4 separate regions of the Homo sapiens genome follow, and all the other regions are linked to region 3. A link is a contact called in ENCODE Hi-C or POLR2A ChIA-PET data. All regions are on one chromosome and are shown on one strand. The core of a region is the stretch at or near the end of the contact, and the rest is flanking DNA. Distances in the headings are between cores, read along the strand shown. Region 1 holds the start of COPS8-DT (COPS8 divergent transcript). Region 2 holds the start of SCLY (selenocysteine lyase). Region 3 holds the start of PDE6D (phosphodiesterase 6D). Region 4 holds the start of UBE2F (ubiquitin conjugating enzyme E2 F (putative)).

What was found. Hi-C counts contacts between places; a loop is a spot of excess contacts on that map. ChIA-PET counts read pairs that join two places held with the same protein, here RNA polymerase II (POLR2A). Pooled maps may share reads with other maps.
Region 1: a map of CD4-positive, alpha-beta T cell shows a loop between it and region 3 (9-fold over the local background). The contact joins the promoter of COPS8-DT here to the promoter of PDE6D in region 3. A Hi-C loop is called at or near these places in 2 of 168 maps with a recorded cell type or tissue (CD4-positive, alpha-beta T cell and naive thymus-derived CD4-positive, alpha-beta T cell) and 8 of 50 pooled maps. POLR2A ChIA-PET finds 5 or more read pairs at or near these places in 1 of 52 experiments (activated CD4-positive, alpha-beta T cell).
Region 2: a loop to region 3 is called in a map of naive thymus-derived CD4-positive, alpha-beta T cell, with 8 times the contacts of the local background. The contact joins the promoter of SCLY here to the promoter of PDE6D in region 3. A Hi-C loop is called at or near these places in 1 of 168 maps with a recorded cell type or tissue (naive thymus-derived CD4-positive, alpha-beta T cell) and 7 of 50 pooled maps. POLR2A ChIA-PET finds 5 or more read pairs at or near these places in 1 of 52 experiments (OCI-LY7).
Region 4: a map of CD4-positive, alpha-beta T cell shows a loop between it and region 3 (7-fold over the local background). The contact joins the promoter of UBE2F here to the promoter of PDE6D in region 3. A Hi-C loop is called at or near these places in 2 of 168 maps with a recorded cell type or tissue (CD4-positive, alpha-beta T cell and CD8-positive, alpha-beta T cell) and 6 of 50 pooled maps.

What each region holds. Positions count from the first base shown.
Region 1 is chr2:237,081,554-237,087,070 of GRCh38, forward strand. COPS8-DT (COPS8 divergent transcript) reads right to left here and starts at 4,268. Exons shown (of 3, transcript NR_187934.1): 1 at 2,603-4,268. It overlaps COPS8 (COP9 signalosome subunit 8), which reads left to right and starts at 4,336. Exons shown (of 8, transcript NM_006710.5): 1 at 4,336-4,489. The coding sequence starts at 4,412. RefSeq lists enhancers at 3,382-4,276, 3,917-4,466, 4,277-5,171.
Region 2 is chr2:238,058,131-238,063,965 of GRCh38, forward strand. SCLY (selenocysteine lyase) reads left to right here and starts at 2,871. Exons shown (of 12, transcript NM_016510.7): 1 at 2,871-3,013. The coding sequence starts at 2,925. All of the region lies in intron 8 of UBE2F-SCLY (UBE2F-SCLY readthrough (NMD candidate)), which reads left to right. RefSeq lists silencers at 2,281-2,490, 2,631-3,080.
Region 3 is chr2:231,778,945-231,784,904 of GRCh38, forward strand. PDE6D (phosphodiesterase 6D) reads right to left here and starts at 2,338. Exons shown (of 5, transcript NM_002601.4): 1 at 2,121-2,338. The coding sequence starts at 2,170. It also overlaps a transcript of COPS7B not described here. RefSeq lists enhancers at 1,505-1,584, 2,135-2,364 and silencers at 1,528-1,751, 1,875-1,924.
Region 4 is chr2:237,963,300-237,969,028 of GRCh38, forward strand. It overlaps UBE2F (ubiquitin conjugating enzyme E2 F (putative)), which reads left to right and starts at 3,715. Exons shown (of 10, transcript NM_080678.3): 1 at 3,715-3,833. It overlaps UBE2F-SCLY (UBE2F-SCLY readthrough (NMD candidate)), which reads left to right and starts at 3,646. Exons shown (of 19, transcript NR_037904.1): 1 at 3,646-3,833. RefSeq lists cis regulatory regions at 849-1,252, 1,579-2,242 and a silencer at 3,759-3,938.

The DNA of each region.
Region 1 (5,517 bases), core at 3,018-5,517, 5.3 Mb after region 3:
GTAAGTTTCCTGAGGCCTCCTCAGCCATGTTGAACTGTGAGTCAATCAAACGTCTTTCCTTTATAAATTACCCAGTCTTGGGTATTTCTTTACAGCAGTGTGAAAACAGATGAATACACTGAGTATTCCATATGTTTCCTGCTACAATCCAGACCGACACAATGGGAGTGTTGTGGGCACAGAGGTGACCCGGGCTCATCATCCGTTCTCCTCTCCCACTCTTTCTCCCACACTGGCCGACTCATCCACATCCCAGAGCTTCAAGAGCAGGTTCATGGGCCAAAGAGCCCCAGGAAGGGAGATGGGCCACTTGATGAATGCTTGCTGTGGTTTCTTCACGACATGAATCAGACAGATCATGTGGTCCTAGACCCAGCCATGGAAACTGTGATCCCGAAGCAAATGGGCAACCAGTGTGAAACTGGCGGGAGCACACCTGAGGCCCTTGTGACATCACTTCTTCAGGGACCTTATTCATAATAAATGACTCTATAGTTCCCAGGAGCAAATGGAGAAGAAGACTTTGAAAGGGCAGAAAATAGGACCAAAAAACGTCAAATTTCAGAGTTTTGAATTAGCCATTGTGCTAGTCCATTTTTGCGTTACTATAAAGAAATACTTGAGACTGGGTAATTTATGGAGAAAACAGGTCTATTTTGGCTCATGATTCTGTTGGCTGTACAGGAGGCATAGTGCCGGCTTCTGCTTCTGGGAAACCTCAGTAAATTTCCAATTATGGTAGAAGGTGAAGGGGGAGCAGGCATGCCACATGGCAAGACAGGGAACAAGACAGAGGGAGGAGATATCGTGCTCTTTTAAACAACCAGATATCACGTGAACTGCTAGAGTGAAAACTCACTCATCACCAAGTGGATGGCATTAAGCCATTCGTGAAAGATCCATCTCCATGATCCAATCACCTCCCATGAGGTCCTCCTCCAACACTGGGGATCACATTTCAACACGAGATTTGGAGGGGACAAACATCCAAACTGCATCAGCCATCCTAGTACAATTTCCAACCTCCTCAATCACTGTGCTTCTCCCAGAGAAGAGTTATGGGACAAGGGCCAGTTTGCACAAGGAGAAGACCAGGTGTGGTAATGGGTCTGAGACCCCCATCCTATAGCCTCCGGAGTGCATGATTCCCTTCAGCACGCTGACCCCATCCCTCGTTGCAAGAGCAGAGAGAAACGCAGTCCTTCCCACTCCAAAGCCAGCATCTCCAGGAACAGAGGGTCCTTGTGGGTGCCTCTCATTGACTTTCTTGCTTCTTCCCAGTCTCGATCCCTCTTCTGAGTCGCACCTCCGGAGATGACAGCCTTTTACACCACACTGCTCTTTCCTGTCCCCCTTCACTTCTCTCATTTACTATCAAAAGTCTGGGGGGAAAGGTGGCTCCAGCACAGTACAGTGACAACTTAAAACTGAATGTCAACCATCACAGCCCTGAAGACGCTTCAGTGCTTCACTGCCACTTGGAGTTCCCAGTGTCCAGGCCAGGGTCTCACCTTAGACCCCAACTGCTCCCAGAGACTCCTCTCTGCCCCCCAAGGACTCTCCTCCTACCCTCTCTGGCATCCAGGCTCCAACTCCCAAATTCCTGTACTGGCCTTCCAAAGAACAGCTTAGTCCTTTAAGTGACACCCCATCTCCACCTCTAACCTGTGATATGTATCAAAAGCCTCACCGGGATTTCCTATTCAGCAAACAGCCACCTTTGTAGGTTTCCACCTCTTAGAGGCCCAAAGCACCTGCCAAAGCGTTCACATTATAGTTTTCCCTTTAAATGATCAAATAGCCAAGCAGGGCTTCTATTGAATATTTCTTTGCCCGAAAAGGGTTAGAGACCATTATTACAAGCTTCAAAATCCTGCTCCTCATAGTTCTGTCAAGTGATCTTAGAATCATACTGCCCTCAGTCCTTCTCTTCCTTGCAGCCGTGGATGAAACTCTGTTGCTTTATTACTCCAAGATCTCTCTAGTTCTGCTAACTACTTATGTGCCCTTCTATTTAATGTTGGCAGTTCCTTGAGGAACACACAAGTGTTTTTTTTTTTCTTTACATTTCATTCAGGGAATTACTAAACAATCATTTCCACACAGAGATGTTGTGGATTACGCCAAAAAAAAAAAAAAAATCAAGGATGGCTGTCTCTGTCTTGAAATGCTTAATAATTTTATCTGTAAACTTGTGGTTTGTAAGTGAGGTCCATTAAGACAATGGAGCATGAGCCAGGGAAACGGGCCTCTACGTGTGGCCACTGATGTTCCATACAGCATTCATAATGCACCATGCACACTGAATTCCCTGTGGACCCCTGATGTTGCGAGGCCAGCAAGACTCAAAGTGAGCACAAGGTACTCGTGCTGTATCTACAACTGAGGGAGCTGGGTGCTGACACCCCAAAAGGCCGCACTTTTCCCCTTAAGAGAGTAAACTTGTTTCGAAGGCAGAAAGAAGGCAATGGTGTCTTAAGAAGCATGAAGAAACCATATTGTATGAGTCATGGTTCTCTAGAGGGACAGAACTAATAGGATATATATATTTATATATATATATATAGAGAGAGAGAGAGGAGTTTATTAAGTATTAACTCACATGATCACAAGTCCCACAATGGGCAGTCTTCAAGCTGAGGAACAAGGAGAGCCAGTCCAAGTCCCAAACTGAAGAACTTGGAGTCTGATGTTCGAGGGCAGGAAGCATCCAGCGTGGGAGAAAGATGTAGGCTGGCAGGCTAGGCCAGTCTCTCTTTTCGCATTTTTCTGTCTGCTTTACATTTCTAGCTGCACTGGCATCTGATTAGATGGTGTCCATCTAGATTAACAGTGGGTCGAACTTTCCCAGCCCACTGACTCAAATGTTAATCTCCTTTGGCAACACCCTCACAGACACACCCAGGATCAATACTTTGCATCCTTCAATCCAATCAAGTTGACAGTCAGTATTAACCATCACTCATATCATATATTTTCTTATTCATGCACTTCTTTATATTAGACACCTGATCATGCCAAAAGGCCAGTCCATAGTTCTTTTGCTTTTCAGTCCTTCCTTACGCATCGGTGAGTCCCAGGTCGAGAGTAGAGGTAGAATTCGTGCACGTAAAGTGCGATGAAAACGGGCAAGTTCACTTTGTGCAGCATCTGTTTTTACCAGCGTGGTTCTGGTAAAAACAAAATCTATATGCATGTATAAGCTATGAAGTACAAATTGCATAATTTCTGTGATTCCACATATGAGATCAGTGCACTTATATTAGTATTTAAAACTGGCATTGCACAACGTAAAGATGGATGGTGAACTTCATGCTAACAATTTAAATCTAAATTTTTCTTGGAATGATATTAAATAACACATAAAAACACTATGAAAAGAGAGAAACTGAGAGGAAAGAGAAAGTTTTATATTTTATGACCTCAGAGGCACTTTCTTTCTGTTTTTTGAACAAGGAAGCTCCGCACTTTTCTCTGAGCTCCACAAATTATGCAGCCAGCCTTGCAGCAGGCAACACATCAAAGCCTCTTTCCTGGGGGTCTAGTGAGGGATGTAAAACACAAATATGTTAATAATATACAATATAATGTCACTAACAGTAAGTGCTGTGCTAAACAAAAGCCAGGATGGCTACAGCAAGCCGGAGGGGAGCTGAGAATTAGATGTAAATTCTGAGGGATGGGAAGGGCCCTAGATTTTAGGGCGTTGTGCAGAAGAGTAACCAGATCTGCTCTACGTTTCAGGAAAGGAAAAAAAAATTCCCTCTGGCTGCGGTTCCGAGAATAGCCTGGAAGGAGGCAGGGGTCCCGGCTGGAGAAGCGTGGCTCCGGGGTGGGGCGTGCAGGGCTAGCCCGGGCGGGGGACGCTGCCCAACAAGCAGGTTTGCGGAGACTCACACCTTAGATTCTGAGTTTTTAAGCTTGTTTCCTCAGAGCAGGGAACTCACGAACGTTTCGTGAGCACCTACGGTATGCAGGGTACGGTGCGGAGCCCTAGCGTCACTGACGACCGGGACAGCCGAGCAGCTGCAGGATCCGTCGTGTTCCCCAGCAATTTTAATATTTAAAAATTCGTTACTGTTGCTGTTACTTGTTTTCTATGTATTGGATGTCTTCGTGAAGAACCCTCAAAAGTGCAACGAACTCCTCCCTGCCAGAGGGCGGCCGCGCGCTCTGAGTACAGCTTCCCGCGGAGCCGGCCAGGTCCTCCAGGGCACCGAGAAAGCCGGCCAGAACGGCGGCGCCCTATCCCGGCCGCAGCGATGTCTGACGGCGCCCCGGAACTGACGGTCTGGTACGCAGGGGCGCTCGGCGGCAACGGCGGCTTTAAACGTCATCGCGGGCGCGACGCCTGAGGGACAGTCTGGGGTTTGGCTGTCCGGACGGTGCAGCGGCGAGGCCGGCCGCGAAGATGCCAGTGGCGGTGATGGCGGAAAGCGCCTTTAGTTTCAAAAAGTTGCTGGATCAGTGCGAGAACCAGGAGCTCGAGGTAACCCTTTGCGTCGCGCTGGGAGAAACTGCGGAGTAGTCTTAGGCCCTGGGGCGGCACCAGTTTCCAGGGTAACGGGGTCTGAGGCTAGCGGGCTTTGGGAGCTCACGGGGCGGGCGTGGGAGGTGGACGTGTGGATCCCTGACCGCCGCAACCTGCTCCGACCGGGCCCGGTCTCCCCGAACTCGCCGGGACCTTTTTGTTATGTGTCTTCAGCTTGTGAGCCCGAAAACCCTGTGCGTCTTTGCTCCAGCACCTACCGATGAGCTCATATTAATTAGGCATCTTTCCTTCCCAGTATCGGGTTGGGAGAGGGTAGTAAAGTGGGTTTTATTAAAGATCTTGGTATACACACACACACTAACACACACACCGCAACTCACACGCACACCAAGAAAAATGTGACCATTGTAACCTTTTTTTAACTCACAAAGCCTTTCTCGTAATGTTGTCAAGTTAGCTTGCCATTTTGTCTTCAGTAAGACAGATGAAAGTTATGCAGCTGTTAAAGTTAATGTTTTTCTTAGACACTTAAAAAGGGTTTATATCATTAGTTTTAAAATTAAATAAAGGAGACAACATCCAGAAGCAGCAGCTCACTAATAGATAATAGATACTTTCCAGTTGAGTTAAAATGGAAAGAATTGTCTTTGCAACGCAGCTGTGGTGATTTTCTGTCTCTTATTCAGGACGCTTGATGTAATGGGCAGAATCAGAATGCTTCAGGAATCTGTCGAATTTGTTTCTTATAATAGTAAGATCATTTAAATGGGAATTTGAGAACTGGGGAAGGGGATCCACTTACATATTCTTGAATGTATAAAGAAACTGAAGCCCAAAGGGAGATAAATCAAAGCTGATGACGAATATAAACTTAATACTCAGAATTTTCGTGTTTGATACTTCTCTAAGCTGTTTCTAAATCTATAATAGGACTATAAGATTACTTATAGTCTTAGACTAAAAAGGCTTACTTTTAAAATTAGCATTTATAAAATATTATTTTAAAAATGAAAGTTAAAGGGTAA
Region 2 (5,835 bases), core at 1,621-4,120, 6.3 Mb after region 3:
CCGGCTGGCAGGCCGCTCCGAGTGCGGGGCCCGCCAAGCCCACGCCCACCCGGAACTCCAGCTGGCCCAGAAGCGCCCCGCGCAGCCCTGGTTCCCGCTCGCGCCTCTCCCTCCACACCTCGCTGCAAGCTGAGGGAGCCGGCTCCAGCCTTGGCCAGCCCAGAAAGGGGCTCCCACAGTGCAGCGGTGGGCTGAAGGGCTCCTCAAGTGCCACCAAAGTGGGAGCCCAGGCAGAGGAGGCGCCGAGAGCGAGCGAGGGCTGCCAGGGCTGCCAGCACGCTGTCACCTCTCACTATCTTCATGGAGATGCCATTCCTCAAATGTCTGGCCACTATGGGGCACTTGTGTTTGTATTAGAGACATCTTGGTAGGTCATCTGTTGCATGTGTGACCAGTATACTTGGAATGGTGGTAGCTGCTGCTGCGTGTTGTACCCTAAACTGTTTTCAGCTGGGCTACCTCAGCACCTGGGCTTCTGTATGTTTGTACTCAATTCTTTCGGGGTATCACCAGCCATGTTGGACACTATCTTGTCTGACTCCACCACTACACTCACTATGTTCACCTGGAAACACAAACCTTATTGCTGCCTAACTGGCCCAAGGAGTGCTTGGGATGAATCGTCACTTTGTCCATTGTCCTTGGGCTCCTATCCTTACAGCCTTCCAAACAGATTTAGAGAATGAATTCTCCCCATGCCTATCAACTTCCCTAGCCACCTTTACTCTTAACTTCATCCCCTATCGTCTCCTCCAGGACTTTGGCTCCTCTTCCTTGCACGTCCTGTTGGCTAACTCCCTTTAGCCTATGAACATGTTCAGTCTCTATTTGCTCTTAATCTTTTTTTTTTTTTTTTTTTTTGAGACGGAGTCTCACTCTGACTCCCAGGCTGGAGTGCAGTGGCATGGTTTCAGCTTCACTGTGTAACCTCCACCTCCCAGGTTCAAGTGATTCTCTTGCCTCAGCCTCCCCAGTAGCTGGGATTACAAGCATGCACCACCACAGTCGGCTACTTTTTGTATTTTTAGTAGAGACGGAGTTTTGCCATGTTGGCCAGGCTGGTCTCGAACCCTTGACCTTAGGTGATCCACCCACCTCAGCCTTTCAAAGTGCTAGGATTACAGGGGTGAAGCACCGCGCCCAGCTTGCCTGTAATCTTATACGCCTTTTTAATTCCTCCTTTCTCAACCGTTTTAAGAGTTGACTGCATTCTTCATTTTTTCATATCCCATCTTTGCATTCTAACTTCCATGCCTCTCCCATCACTGAGACTTCTCTCGCTAGTTTATCAGTGCCTCCTAATTGTTACGCACAGTAGACTTCGGATTGCCTCTCAGCCACACTTTACACTATTATGTGTCTTCTTGACTTTTTTGACATTCCTTCTCAATTCCCTTTCCTTTCCTCCTCTTTTGACTGTTCTCATGCTCCTGTGCATCCATTTGCTTCTTAAATGTTGGTGGGCCCTTTGCTATTGGCTGCATTTGGCAAGAAATGAGCTGCGTTTATAGGGAAGAATGAGAGAGAATGAGTCCAGAAATTTGCAGATTTGCTGTGCTGGAAAAGCCAAGTTATTCTGGACCCCAACAGGACACAAAATAGAGAAAGCCCATGAAAAGCCAATTAAAATTCAACCTCTTGGCAAAGCATGCTTGAAACCGAATTTTGGCTCCAGCCACTACTCGTGTGAACTTGGGCAAGATGCCTTTCTGTATCTTGGATTCCTCATACATAAATACCTACCAGACTGGGTTAATCATCAAGATTAAATTAGTGAACACACGAAAAATACCTAGAACACTGCCTGGCATAGTTCAAGGCTCAATTAAAGGTAGACACTATTATGCCAAAAAAACAAAAAACAACAAAAAAAGTGACGGTAGGATGGCTTCGTGAGGATTTTTGCTCATTTCTACCACTTTCTCAACTGACTTTTCTTAATGGTTGGCGGGACACCAACCATTGGTGGATGTTTACACTTGTGACTGTCTCACAGACAACTCAACATGTCCAAAGCTAAACCCATCATCTTTCCCCCTCCCGTCTTCCCTCTTACCCAGATAAAGGCACTAACATCTTCCCAGTCACTTGTCTAATCCTTGCTTCCTTCCTGTCCCTCATGCCCCAATTCCTATTTAACGGCCTAAACAGATCTTGAATTAATCTTTCCTGCGTTTCCACGCCCACTTAGAGTCCCTCATCTCTGGCCCTATTTTCTCAATGCCCTCCCATCCTCTACTCCAGATCCCCTCAAGTCCATCCTCGATGCGTGACTCTTAACTTCACGCCATCCAGGTCCCCTATGGAGCCGCTCCGACTAACGGACGCGCAGGTCCAGCGGACCTGCTCATCACTGTCCAGGGTGGCCTGCGGGAGACCCCCGGGGCCCTGGCCCTGCTGCCGCGGCCCCGGCACTTCCCCTCGAGGGTTCGCGGGGAACAAGGCCGCGCGGCCCCGGCTCTCCCGGAGTGCACGGTCCCGCGCTCATGCGGCTAGAGGGAGGCACCCGCAGGACTGCCCAGCCGCCTCTGCTCCTCAGGTCCAGCTCGGGCCCCGCCTGCTCTTACGCCGACTAACCGGCCGCGGCCCGATGGCGGCCCTGCCGCAGACAGCAAAGGTCACGGGGCTCCCCCGGAAGTGAAAGTGCGGGGATCCGCCGGCCCAGGAGACGCGGCTTCTAGCGCCCGGTTCCCGGGAAGCTCTGTGACGCGCTAAGCCCCGCCCCCACCCGTCACCTGACCCAGCGCAGCCTCGCCTCCCCGCTGGGGGCTCGGCGGCCCTCTGAAGCGGGTGGATTGGCTGGGGTGCTTCGCTCAGCCAATCCGGACGCGCCCGGGCGTCGCGGCCCCGCCTCCTCCCCGGCGCTCTGGGCCCGTAGCGCTCCGCGGGAAGGAGGCTGGATGCCCGGCAGCAGTGGGGCGGGGATGGAGGCGGCCGTGGCGCCGGGGAGGGATGCGCCGGCACCCGCGGCGAGTCAGCCCAGCGGCTGCGGGAAACACAACTCGCCGGAGAGGTGCGCGCCTTTAGGGCAGGGCTGGGGAGCGGCCGGCGCCTGTCGCCGATTGTCCCGCGCGGGAGGACGAAGGGGGCTCCCGGCCTGTGGCCGCTCTCGCGTGGGGCGTCCCGCGCGGGGATGTCCGCGAGGTCGGCCTAAGTCAGGGATGCGAGCTTCAAGGAGGAGCGGGTGCGAGCTGTGGCCCCGCAAGGGCCCACGGAGAGGTGACTTTGGGGCCGAAACCCGAGTGACTTCCAGGGGTGAGGTTTGCAGGTTCTGGGGAAGCAGAGCCTGCCAGGAAGAGGGCACAGCAGATGCGAAGGGCAGGGGACTTGCCGGAGGTGAACCGGCAGAGCCCCTGAGCCCGGGAAGAACTTTGGGGTTCATTCGGAGCCTTATGGGGCCTCGGAAGTTGATCACGGGGCGATGCAATTTAAGTGTTTTGAAGGAGTCCTTCTGGCTGCTTCCTAGAAAGTAGGGGCGCGGGTAGGCATGGGACGAGAGGAAGCCGGGAAGCCAGTTGGGGATCTTGTAACAACCTAGGAGAGAGATGTGGTGTGCGCCCAGAAACGGATGCGTTGGTAGGAAGCTGGTGCACTGGGGCAGGTGAAAGGGAATCAAGGGTTCTCCCAGACTGCTGGCCCAGCTGCAGGAAACGGGATGGCCACCGCTGAGAAGCGCGGAGACCCGAAGCACGTGGTATCCATACTAGTTAAGTCCGAGAAGAGCAGGAGGCAGGGGTATGCATTTTCTGGTTTGTGTGTCTTCTTTCCAGACCCCTCTTTTTCCTTTTTGTGAGCTCATTCGCTACCCATGCTTAGAATATGAGGGGGTCCAGGCCTAAAGCACACACATTTGGCATTCTACCTTGGTTGGAACAAAGTGAAGGGATCTGGGAAAATATCCCCTAGGGAATCAGTGGAGCGAGATTCCCAAGATTTTTTATTTTTTGGTTATGAAGCTAACAAAGTTGAGCCTGCTCATCCAATACTGATAGCATTTTAAGGAAGCAGCAAATAATGAAGCAAAGGAATGTGTAAAGTATTAATCTGAACAAAATAGATTTGTTCAGCCCAGCAGCAGATTGAAGAGCTACAGTCGCTCAACAAACACTAGCTAGCCTAAGGTACTTTGGATGCTTATTTATAGGAAAGAAAAACAGATATAAGGGCACATGCAAAGTCAAGCCGGGCTGGGGGATTCCTAGGACTATTAATACTAGTACCAGAGTGGTAAAGGATGGCGAGTCAAACTTGTCAAAGCCTTGTACCTATTGAGTGATTTTTTTTTTTTTTTTTAATTGAGATGGAGTCTCACTCTGTCACCCAGGCTGGAGTGCAGTGGTGCAGTCTTGGCTCACTGCAACATCCACTGCCCGGGTTCAAACGATTCTCCTGTCTCAGCCTCCCAAGTAGCTGGGATTACAGGCACGTGCCACCACGTCCAGCTAATTTTATTGTATTTTTAGTAGAGATGGGGTTTCGCCGTGTTGGCCAGGCTGACCTTGAACTCCTGACCTCAGGTGATCTGCCCGCCTTGGCCTCCCAAAGTGCCGGGATTACAGGCGTGAGCCACAGGGCACAGCCTGTTGAGTGATTTTGAACAGAAAAGATGCTTCATTTCAACTAATGCACATTCTGTCCACACTCAGTGGCTTAACAGCCACAGTTAGTCATTGTATCTGGGTTTTCATGTGGATTGGTGTAAGCACTGTTTATTTAAAAACTAGATAAATTAATATCAGGCAGGACTACTACTACACATTTTTCTAAAGGCTTTCGAAGGTTTTGGATATTAGTAAAAAGATATACAGATAAATTTTACTTAGTGAGGGATCTTTCAGGGAATTTGTACTTTCTGTGGCATTTATTTTGTCATCTTATAAAAATCAGGCCCCTGTTGTGTGGCAACCATGGGCTTCAACATTGGTGACAGGGCAGTGAGAAAAACAGAGCCCCCATGCCCATGGAGCCATACTTCTGTTACTCTATTAAGGTAGACAGTAAGGGAACAAGTCTGGTATGTCAGATGATGATGCTGCCCAGAAAGGAAGGCGGGAAGGGGACCTGGAGGCTGGGGAGGTAGGGACATAGGTGGCTGCAGTTTTGTGGGTTTGTTTTTTTTGTTGTTGTTTTTTTTTTTTTTGAGACGGACTCTCACTCTGTTGCCCAGGCTAGAGTGCAGTGATATGATCTCGGCTCACAGCAACCTCTGCCTCCTGGGTTCAAGCAATTCTTCTGCCCCAGCCTCCCTAGTAGGGCTAATGTTTGCATTTTTAGTAGAGATGGAGTTTCACCATGTTGGCCAGGCTGGTCTCAAACTCCTAACCTCAAGTGATCCACCTGCCTTGACCTCCCAAAGTGCTGGGATTATAGGCGTGAGCCACCGCGCCCAGCCAGCTGTAGTTTTAAGCAGAGCTGCAGGGCAGGGGGTCTCACAAGAGGACTAAGTTGGAACAAAGACCTAAAAAAGTAAGGTGGGGGCAGGGCATGTAGTCTTTCTGGGCAAAGAAACTGAAAGTGCAAGGTCTGGGGCCAAAGTTCACCTGCCCCAGGGAGAAGCCCAGGTCACTAGGAGCCCCACAGGCCATCGCAAAAATGAGTGTGGGGAAATAAGGCGAACCTCTGATGAAGTTAAAACAGCAGACAGGAAAGTTCCCTTGGGGAATGTGCAGCTGTTCCCCTCCTTCCATAAGGAAGAGGCCAGTGATCTGCCCTTTACAGCAGTCAGATGGGTAATCTGGGCCCAACAGACCATTAATCCTACCAAGGGGTAGAAAGAGTGTTTGTTATTAGAGACTGGGTCTGGCTGTGTTGCCCGGGCTGGAGTGCAGTGGCTAT
Region 3 (5,960 bases), core at 1,088-3,587:
ACAGAAACAGATACTCTGAAAGAAAGTTCAGAAAATCTATTTACCCAATAAAAGGTGGACAATAGTCAGTTTCTTACTAAAACATTAATTTTACTTTTTCCTGAAGGTAGTAGCATATCTTAACATTCCTGCTTTTCTTTTCTCTCTTACTCCACAAATGCCCAGTAAAGGCTACCAGAGGATGAGCACGCCACTGCTCTCATGCTAACTTTTTGATGTGGCTGCTTCCCTTGTGCTTCAGGATTTAATCAGCTCAGGTCAAGCTTTTCCCAAAAGCCTGTTTCTGGATGCACTAACATCACTGAATCGGTTGATTCGCTTTTCCTTCCAGTGGGCTGACACAGATTCTGCTTTCTGAAACTCTTTTCCGTATTTGTCTCTTATCCTCTTTCTCAACAGGTTCAAGAGCTAAGACTGAAGGTGAGAAGCTCAAACTTTTCTGCTTTGTTCAAAAGCCATTAAAAAGGCCTTTCTTCTTTTCAGCAATACGGTATTTCCAATCAGATGAAAACGTTGCTTCTGAAATCTCTCAATTCTCCAGTTTCCGGTTTACTGTCTACAAAGCATGTTAAGTAGCAATATTATTACATTGTTAGATGTTAATAGTATAAATTATTTGAGGGAAAAATAAAATCCATGTCATAGCTTTTCCAGCACTTCAGTCATCCCTATATACCTATTTGATCCATTATGGAGAGAAACACAGAAAGGCACATGGAGCTATAAAAGAGGCTGCTACTAAACCAAAACATGAAAGTACTGAAAGTTTATCACAGATGGTAGTATGCAAAGGTGATACAGCCTTTAGTTTTTTTAAAAAGCATAGATCAATTTCCATTCGAAAAATCTCACTTGTACATCCAAAACTTCCTTTTTGCACTGTGGTCTAAAATGTATTACCAACTTGGTTTCTGATTATAGCAAAGCAATTAAATTTGCAAGCGTGACATGGACATTGTGAAAACGCAACAGAATACCAAGAAAACAGTGCTTTACTAAACCTCCAAGGGAGGAGCCCTGAAGTGGTGACTACCTTTTCACTGAGGGAGCAATTTAAGAACGTTCGTACTATAGATTACAGATAGGATGCATGAAGAGATTAAAGTTGGCAGGAGAATGGAAAATTTGAATATCCAAGTTTGCATTTTTTCATCTGCATCATATGGTGACAGACTAACACACTCCACGAAAACACAAAGCTTCCTTACGGAGAGGATGCAAAAGGGGCACCACAACAGGCCCGAGGCAATGATTTCTCTACCCCACTCTATCCTACCGTGGCCCCAGCGACATCACACCATTGCTGGACAGCTCCACCACAGCTAGGCATAACCGCACCGACAGGAGCGAGCAAAGACACCTCGGCTAGGAGTCCCAGCGCGAGGCACCCCACACCTAAGCCTATGGTCCTCATCTTGCTGGAAAGAAAACTGAGGCGCTGAGGGGGAAGCAGTGACCAATGCCTGAGAAGGCCAAGAGTGTTAAGACGAGGTCGATCTTGGACTTCTCTTTCCCCACCTCCCCCAACTACTCCAGTCCTGGAAGAAGCCACAAGTTTGGAAGAGAAGTTGTGGAAACCAGACGGGGGTGGGGTGCGGTGCGGTGCGGTGGGGGACCTGAGAGAGTTTTAAAAGCACTGGTATTTGTCCCACACAAGGTCGCCCGCTCCAAGTCACTGTTCCCCGCTCCCCGGGTAGGCTTATAGCCAAAGAGGCTTCTAGGCTTCGAGATCAGCCCACCGCGCCCCCTCAGCCCTTCTCCGCGGGCCGCAGCCCCATCCCGGCCTCTGGGTCCCGGCCGGGGATCGGAACCCAGCCGGCTTCTCCGACAGCGTTTCCGACGCCCGGCACCTCTCGCAGCCCCGTCCCCCAGGCTCCCCCGTCTCCACCCGCCACCCCCCGGCGCTCCCGTCAACGTCCCCTTCCTCCCTCAGGACGCCCCTTGGGGCGCCTCTCGCGCCGGGTCCCGCCGGGTGCTCGGCACGCTGTTCCTTTCCTCTCCCCTCCCGCGGCCCTTCTTCTGTGGGGCCCACCTGGCGCGGCCCCCGCCCCCGGCCAGTCTCCTCAGTGAGCGGCCGCCTCCCAAGTCCTCCCGGCCCCGCCCCGCTCCCGGACGGATACAGTTTGAAGCCCCTCAGGATCTCCCTGGCCCGCTCGTCCTTGGCTGACATGATGCGGCGGTCGCCGCCCGCGGCTTTCTCACTCTGGTCGGCGGAGCCTCGCAGACGGTGCCCAGGAGCCGAGGATGGAGCCGCAGCCCGGCTTGGAGACCTCGGGCTAGCAGCCGCAGCGGCCAGACCAGGACCGGCCTCTCTCTCCCCTCAGCTCCCGCTTCTGATCCCTTCTCCTTCCCCCTAGCCTCGCAGTGCCCTCCTGGAACCAATGGAAAGCCAGCCTTGGCGATTGGCATCTCAACCAGCCAGTAGGAGCGCGCAGCGGCTTCGCAGGGGGACTGTTAACGTCAATGGGAAGGGCCCTCCCCGGGAAGTCCCATAGGACACAATATTCATCTGGTGTTGTTGCCTAGAGTTTGTCCCAGCGGAGGGTTGGCTTCGGATCTGCAGAGGCTTTAGGGACCTGCTCCAGCCACTGAGCACACTAGCCGTCTGAGACGGCAGCTGAGTTGCACTGTGCGACGCGACAGAGACTACATTTCCCAGCATTCCAGCGGCGCACTCGGGGGACCACAGATCCCAGCGCACCACAAAGAGGCCCGGGGACTACAAATCCCAGCATCCCCTGCACTCGGTTCCTCTGTAACTTAGACTCCAGTGTGCCGCGCAGTGTGCGCAAATTCACAAACCCGCCCGCTGAGTTGGTCGTTTCGGAATCCCGAGACTTGAAACCCAACGGGAAGACCCTTCTCACCCTCAAAAGAAGATGACAGCCCGCAGAGAGTTAACTTCTGTTTACATGGAACTCAGACATCTGCAAATCATGGTAAGGCTGCAAACAACAAACAAAAACACTGATTAAACCGTGAAAGAGAACAAAATGACTTCTTCAAATCGTGCTTGTTTGTTGGTCTGAGGCGCCTTTTACATGTATTTCAGGGTTTTTTGCTGTATTCCTGGTTTGCACCGGGAGAGCTATGGATTGTATACTCAGAATATCAAAACATAAAGGGACTTTGCTAATCTATCCCCTGTTGTTACGTATGAGGAAATTGAGGCCCAGAGAGGCGAAGGGATTGGCCACAGATCACAGCAAGTTCGGGCAGAGTTAGAATTCAGCCCTAAGTCGGCTGACTTGCAGTCTGGACTCTTTGCACCACACTAAGGAGGTGATATTTTTAGCAGCATGGCAATGTGAATTATTCTCCTTGAACGGTTTTCCTATCCACTGTTGAAACACCCAGAATTAGGTAGCATTTATTTGGTGGATTTCTTGCGAGTGAGGGAGTGTGATATTTATTTATTTTCAGCCTAGGTAGGATTTGGTGTTTTGTTTTTTGCCACTCAAGGTGACATTTAATGTGATTTCAGGAAGTAGGTAAAATTACAGTGTGAGCCACGGTTTCCTTGGAAACCTCCTCTGTCCTTCTCTTGGCCTTCCTTCCTCTGCCTGTCCCCACTTTCACCCATCTGGGAACTCACCCAATTTTTTCTTCCATGTAATTCAACAAATATCTTTTCAGCCTGTTATTTGTCAGGCACTGAGTGGGTAAAAGGTGAAGGACATGGTCACTGCCACCAGGAAGATGAACATATATTTAGGGAAATAAGGAGACTCCACTGAGATTCAAGATGGAGTGTGATAAAATGGCATAAAGAAATGACATCAGAATGCTAAGGAGGCCCTGATGAAAAGGTTCATTGCAGCTGGCAAAACTTTAATGGACAAGGTGGCATTTGAACTTGAATTTTTTTTCCATGTTAAAAAAGTTTTTTTTTTGTTAATGAGGTGTAACATACAGTATGGGAACAATTTTCACATAGGTATACACCCCTGTCGCCACTACCCAAATCAAGATATAGAACATTTCTAGCACACTTAGTGCTCCCTCCCAATCAGTATTACATCCTTACATATTGAGATAATCACTCTTCTGACTGTATCACCATAGATCAGTTTTCTCTGTTCTTGAATTCCAGTTAAATATAATAATACAGTATGTACAGTATGTGTCTGGCTTTTTTACTTTATCAGTATTTTTGTGAAATTCATCCATGTTGTGTGTAGCCTTTTAATTGCTGAATAGTATTCTGTTGTATGTTTATACCACAATTTATCTTTTCCACTGTTGGCGGGCATTTGGGTTGTTATTTTTTGGACTATTATTAGCAAAGCCGTAGTGAGCATTCTTACATGTTTCTTTTTGTAGACACTTGCACACATTTCTAGGAGAGGAATTGCTAGTGTGTAGGGAGGGTATGCACATGATCAGTGATAGTAGACATTGCCAGTTTTTCAAAATGATTGTACCAATTTACGCCTTTGCCAGCAATATGAGAGAGTTCTAGGTGCCTCTTATCCTTGTCAACACAAGAGTTTTGTTGTCAGTCTTCTTAATTGTAGCCGTTCTGGCTGAATGTGGTATCTCATTAAGGTATTTATTTGCATTTTTCCTGATGTTGAGCACCTTTCAATGTGCTTGTTGGCTAGTTGAACGTCCTCTTTCGTGAAGTGCCTGTTCTTTTCCCAACTTTTAAAAATTGGGCTGTCTTCTTATTGATTTGTAGTTCTTTACAGTCTGGATATGGAGTTCTTTGATATATGCTTTGCAGATATCTTTTCCAAGGCATGGCTTGTCTTTTCACTCTCTTACTGGTGTCTTTTGAAACAAATTATATTTTTGAGGGATGGGGTCTCTGCTGTGTTGCCCAGGCTGGAATGCAGTGGCTATTCACAGGCACCAGCATTGCCCACTGCAACCTCGAACTCCTGGGATCAAGTGATCCTCCTGCCTCTGCCTCGCAAGTAGCTATAGTAAGACTATAGGTGTACTCCACTGCATCTGACAAGCAGAAATTCTTAATTTTAACACAGTGCAATAGTTCCGTGCTTTTTATTATGGTTAGTGTTTTTTGCATTGGATTTCAGAAATCTTTGCTTTTAGAGTTGGCAGGTTTTTTACAGGCTGATAGAAGAGCATTCCAAAAAAGAGCAAGCTTGAGCATAGGTGTGGTGTCTGAGAGGGAGGGTGTAAGTTGTGCCGGGCATGGGAGTTTGGACTGAGAAGGGGGAGGGGGTGGGGTGCGACAAAGCTGGAGTTAGGAGGGAGGCACACTTTGAAGGGCTTTCAGTGCAGCCACTGCCTGGGCGTGGTGGCTCACGCCTGTAATCTCAGCACTCTGGGAGCCAAGGTGGGAGGATCACTTGAGATCAGGGAAGACCAGCTTGAGCAACATAGTGAGACCCCATCTTTAAAAAAAAAAAAAGGAATAAATTTGCCGGGTGTGGTGGCACGCACCTCTAGTCCTAGCTACTTGGGAGGTGGAGGTGGTAGGATCCCTTGAGCCCAGAAGTTCAAGGCTGAGGTGAGCTATGATAGTGCCACTGCACTCCAGCCGCGGTGACAGAGTAAGACTCTGTCTCTTAAGGGAAAAAAAAACCAAAATACTAAATCCAAATTGCAGCCATGGAGTCTGGACATTGTTCTAGAGGAAGTAGAGGCATTGCTGGAATTTCTATGAAGTCACACTAAACTCACTTGTCTTCCTCTCACTCTCATATTTGTCCCTCCTCTTCCATAGCCCTGTTCACTTAACACTAGCTCTAGACAGCTCTGGCCTCCCAGCGCAGAATCCTGGGTGTTATGCTCCCTCCCTCTCCTTATATTCAACTGGTCACCAAGTCTTATAGATTCTATAGTCTAAATGTCTCCAACAGTGTCCCTTCTTTTTCATCCCCAATTGCCACTACCTTTGTTTTTGTTTGTATTTTTGAGATGCAGTCTCAGTCTGTTGCCCAGGCTGGAATGCAGTGGCGCAATTTCGGCTCACTGCAACCTCCACCTCC
Region 4 (5,729 bases), core at 2,465-4,964, 6.2 Mb after region 3:
TAAGATGCCAAATTCCAACTGACTCTAGTATAGCATCACATGACGGTGGGCCCTGAAAGAAAGAGAAATATTTCACCCCAAAATATATTTCTTTGAGTTTTTTTTTTTTTTTTTTTGTGACAGAGTCTTGCTCTGTCACCCAGGCTGGATTGCAATGGAGCAATCTTGGTTCACTGCAACCTCAGCCTCCCGGGTTCAAGTGATTCTCCTGCCTCAGCCTACTGAGTAGCTGAGATTACAGGCGCCTGCCACCACACCTGGCTAATTTTTGTATTTTAGTAGAGATGGGGTTTCACCATGTTGGTGAGGCTGGTCTCGAACTCCTGACCTCGTGATCCCAAAGTGCTGAGATTACAGGCATGAGCCACCGTGCCCAGCCTTCTTTGACATATTTTGAAATGGCCTTGCAAAGCTGTCTCTTGTGGGGAAAATCTACGTTCTGTAGATTTCCCTTTCCAGATCTTTTTCTGATCCAGGAGAGATTAACCAAGAGTCTGGCATCTTTTTAGGTCTGATAAGAAATACTTACCATCTATTTCTCTGAAGCCTGCTACCAGGAGGCTTCATCTACATAAGAACATTTGTCTATACAACACCTTATCTTATCCCAGACACTCCTTTCTATTCATTCCAGTTCGTTAGACAATAACTATTTCAACCAAATTGCCAATCAGAAAATCTTTGAATCTACCTATGATCCAGAAGCTCCTGCCTACCCTTCCCTGCTTCCAGTTATCCTGCCTTTCCAGACTGAACTAATGTACATGTATTGATTGGTGTCTGCCTGTAACTTCTGTCCCCCTGTTACCAAAAAGGGGTCCTGATCCAGACCCCAAGAGAGGGTTATTGGATCTCAAACAAGAAAGAATTCAAGAGGAATCCATTAGAGTAAAGTGAAGCAAGTATATTAGAGAAGTAAGGAAATAAAAGAATGGCTACTACGTAGGCAGAGCAGCCCCAAGGGCTGCTGGTTGGCCACTTTTATGGTCATTTCCTGATTATATGCTAAACAAGGGGTTGATTATTCGTGAGTTTTCCAGGAAAAGGCTGGGCAATTCCTGGAACTGAGGGGTCCTCCCATTTTTAGATCACATAGGATAACTTGCTGTCTTTGCCATGACATTTGTAAACTGTCATGGCACTGGTGAGAGTGTCTTTTAGCAACAGATACATTATAACTAGTGCGTAATGAACAGTGAGGATGAACAGAGAACACTTTCGTCGCTATCTTGGTTTTGGCCGGCTTCTTAATGGCATCCTTTTAACGGCAAGCTCTTTGTGACCTGTACCTGTGCCAACCTTCTATGTCATCCTGTGACTTAGAATGCCTAACCTCCTGGGAATGTAGCCCAGTAGGTCTTAGCCTCAAGATGGAGTTGCTCTGGTTCAAACGCCTCTGACACCCCTAAAATTTATAAAAATCGAGCTGTAATCCAACCACCTTGGCACATGTTCTCAGGACCTCTTGAGGCTGTGACTCAGGCCTTCGTCACTCATATTTGGCTCTGAATAAAATCTCTTCAAATATTTTACAGTTTGACCTTTTTTGCCAACAGACTACTTAACTTCTGTGTCAGTTTCCTCATCTATAAAATGGGGATAATACCTGTTTCATGGGGTTATTGTTTGGATTAATTGAGTTAATAAACTAGGAAGTCCTAAATAAGTCTTAGTGAAAGAATTAGGCAGCCTCATGAAATGGAGCTAGAAATGACTTCATTCATCCACAGCGGTGGAATTTGGGCCTACGTGGGCCAATGTGTGGTGCAATCCATTCTGCAGACAGTGACGCTTATGAGTAAGACAAGTGCTCACGCCATTCCGGCTGCACCTTCACACACTGCAATCTTCAAGCCCTTATCTCCTCTCACCAGGACTCATGCCGCCAGCGCATGCAATCTCTATCCAGCAGATGTGTTTTAATCACCTGCATGTTCCAGGATGGGAAAGGGGGTGGCAGGAGGTGACGCTGGAGGAAGAAGGAAGAGGAGGGCTGAGGAGCTGAGCTTAGTCAGGGAAACAGGCCATGACAATAAGGAAGAGGGAAGTGCAGGGCTCCAAGGAAGACACAGAGGGCACCTGCACTGCCCCACCCCACCCCCAGGCTTTGAGGCCTATCAGAAGTTGGTGTCTTAGCTTAGGAAAACTTGAGAGTTAGCCGGGCAAAAAAGGGAGAGACATGGTCCCAAACACAAGAAATAACACAAGTTGTGTTCTTTCTTTTTTCTTTTTTTTCTGGAAACAGTCTTGCTGTGTCACCCAGACTGGAGTGCAGTGTCAGCTCACTGCAACCTCCGCCTCCTGGGTTCAAGCAATTCTCCTGCCTCAGCGTTCCAAATAGCTGGGATTACAAGGGCGCACCACCACGCCCGGCTTTTTTGTATTTTTAGTAGAGATGGGGTTTTGCCATGTTGGCCAGGCTGGTCTTGAACTCCTGACCTCAGGTGATCTGTCTGCCTCGGCCTCCCAAAGTGCTGGGATTACAGGCCTGAGCCACTGCGCCCGGCTGAGTTGTGTTCTTGACCAGTTTTCCTGACTCCATTCCCACCGACTCACTTAGAGCCAAAGCCTTTATTATTATTATGGGGACAGGGTCTGCCCTGTCACCCAAGCTGGAGTGCAGTGGTGCGATCACGGCTCACTGCAGCCTCAACCTCCTGGGCTCAGGTGATCCTCCCATCCCAGCCTCCTGAGTAGCTGGGACTACAGGCGCGCGCCACCACGCGGCTAATTTTTTTTTTCTTTTTTTGTAGCGATGGGGTCTTGCCACCATCAGGAGGCTGGTCTTAAACTCTTGGGCTCATGGGATCCTCCCACTTTGGCCTCCCAAAGTGCTAGGATTACAGGCGTGAGCCACCGGGCCCGCCAGCCTCCTTTAGGAAGAAAACCTGATAGTCACTCCACTGTTAGAAACCTCTCAGTGGGGTTTTTCGAAATGAAAGTCTAACTCCTTGTCTCTTTCTGACCGTTTCCATGCTGAACCTCATCTTTCTAATGGCCCACTCCTCCAGGGGCCTGCCTGACGCCCAGGACGGCCCCTCGTCAATCACACAGGACGCTAATGGGCGCGGGATGAATCTGGGCGCCCAAAAGAGGACAAGTTGAAATGGATTTTTAAGGTACTTTAAACACATTTAAGAGAGAAAAGAAGGAATAAAAGGGACATGACAAGAACAGTGGGGCCTGTGGGCGCAGCACACGGTTTGGGGTTGGTCGTGGCTTGCGTGTCTGACCGCCCGGTCTCCCTCACCGCCTGCACTGCAGGCTGCGGGGGCCTGTCCAGTCCTTTGCACTCCAGGTGCGGCGCTGGACAGCGGGAGCTCCAGCCACGGAGGCCGCTCCTTCAGGGAAGGATAGCCCGGGCTCCTCCGTGCCCCTAAACCCTGCAGACCACGAAGTGAACCCGTGTTGGAACCAGGTGCAAAACCCCCAGCCCTCCGGCGCTCGGGCTCCAGAGCCAACTCGGAATCCCCGCCCCTAACGCTACTCGCCAATCAGCGGCGGTTGCGAAATCCGTGCCCGCCCCCTGGCCGCGCCCTCTGCCAATGAGCGAGGTCCGAGAGGCCCGTCGCCCAGCCCAGTCCCGATCGGCGCACGCCGCTGTTCGCGTGTCTGGTTCCAAATAAAGTTTTTCGCGACTTTGAATTTTTTTTTTAAAGCGCCCGCTGCTGTCTCGGCTGCCGCGGGCGAGAGCGGCCGAGTCCCCGCCCCGCCACTTCCGGTCCCGCCGCCGGGAGCCGGTGCGGCTGTGAGGGGCCGCGTCTCGCAGCAGCCGCCCGGACCGGGCATGGTGTTGGGCGCCGGGCCCGCCTCGCCTGTCTCGGGGAGCCCAGGTGAGGAGCGACCGTGCGGCTCTGCGGCGGGGCGAGGTGCGGCCGCCGGTGCACGGGCTGGCCTGCGGGCCGGGCGGAGGGCGCGGGCGGTGGCGGGGCCGCCTCGGGCCCGCCGGGTTCCTCACGCCGGGGGCCTGGCGGGCGCGGGCACCCGGACGCGAGGCCGAGCGGCGTGAATGGGAAGGGGCCGCGGGCCGCGGGCCGCGAGCCGGGGGTCGGAGGCGGCGTCGGCGGCCGGGGCGCTGGCCTCGCCCGGCAGTGAGTGACCGCGGCGGCGGCGGCGGGGGACGGCCCGCGCCGAGCACCTGGTGTGAACCAGGCCCTGGGCCGAGCGTGGCACAGACCTGGCCGCGCTCACGCCCCACTCGCGGGATCGGCTGCCTGCCTTGTACGGAGGAAGCGGGGCGTCCAGCGCCTGGCCAAGGTCACCGGCCCGACGTGGCCGCAGAAACCGGGACTGGACTCCCGATCGGGGCAGGAGTCGCGCTAGGCCGTGAGGAGCGGGGGAGGTGAGGGGAGTGACAACTCGCGCCCGGTCCTCGTACCTGCAGCGGGAAGAGTAAGTATGGACGCTTACCTACAACTGGGGGCGGCCAGGCTAGTTTGGAAAATTTTTACCACAGCAAAGGAGACGAGGAAGGAAGGGCATCTTGGAACAATTAGTGCAGCAGAGTCTTGGTTCCAGACCTAGTTCTGCTGGTGTGTCATCTTGGGTGTGGCCTTCCCCTCCCTGGGCTCAGTTTCCTCATCTGTCACAGGAGAGAATTGGGTCCCCCCACTCTGCATTCCCGACCGCCTGGAAGTGGGGGCAGGATGGGTTGGAATAGCCAGAGAAAGCTTCTTGGAGGAGGAGATGTTGGGATGTAGGTAGGAATCTTCCCCTTAAGGAAGGGGTAGGATTCGTTTGTGAAGGGAAGGAGGGCATTCTAGACCTGGGTATCAGACTGAATAGAAGCTTCTGGAAATGAACAGGGTGTTGTGAAGGAACAAAGAGGAAACTGGCCTGCCTGGTGCAGAGGAATCCTGGCTGAGGAGTGAGATGAAGGCAAGGGGGAGCATAGAGGTGGGAGAGAGAGAGAGATTGAGAGACAGAATCACACCAAGCTTAGTGCTGTGGGGCTTGAGGACCCCCCACCTGGACATACCTGCCTTTCAGGTAGTAGGCAGTGCAGGAAGGGGCAGGTTTACTGCTGAACGTAAAAGGGGCTGGGCTCCAAAGATGGTCGGTCAACCAGCGTACTCCTGTGCCGAGCAGGAGGTTCCTGGGCACTGGCATTCTGTAGAAGAGTGGGATGTGGACTTTGTTGTGCCCTGATCGGGGCCCCTTTGGCTGGGGAAGTTGAGTGTCCCCTAGTGACCCGCAGTCCCATCCTTTATGCTTGGATTGAGACGTCTCCATTCGGAAGGAATTGTAAATAAGTAGCCCCCTCACCTTGAGCTGACTGGCCCCTGGTGTCCCTGCACAAGTGACATGGCCTGGTTTTGCCATTGCTTGCAGGGATGCTGAGTAAATATCACTTGATGGCACTAGTAAGTTGCACACCAGATGCTCTTCTCCGGGCTGTCTGAAAGCAGGTCCCACCCAGAGGAGGAACCTAACTGGGCCAATTACAACTTGTGGAATTTAGAAACTGAGAATGCTGTTCAGAACAGCTGATCTGTTACCGAAATGCTGCCTTAGAGCGTAATTTGCAGGAAAGAGGAAGTTTTGTTTTAAACCAGATCTTCAAGAGTTGAAGCATATTGAAGAAGGAAAAGAATTCTGAAGCAACTGCAGGTATTCAGCTAGCCTCTTGACAGTTTGAAGACTTACTTTTTGATAGAATCCTTTGGTTTAAATTTAATTTTACAGCTATGGCAACATTCCCAAATTAGGCCTTGGGTTTATTCTTAAAG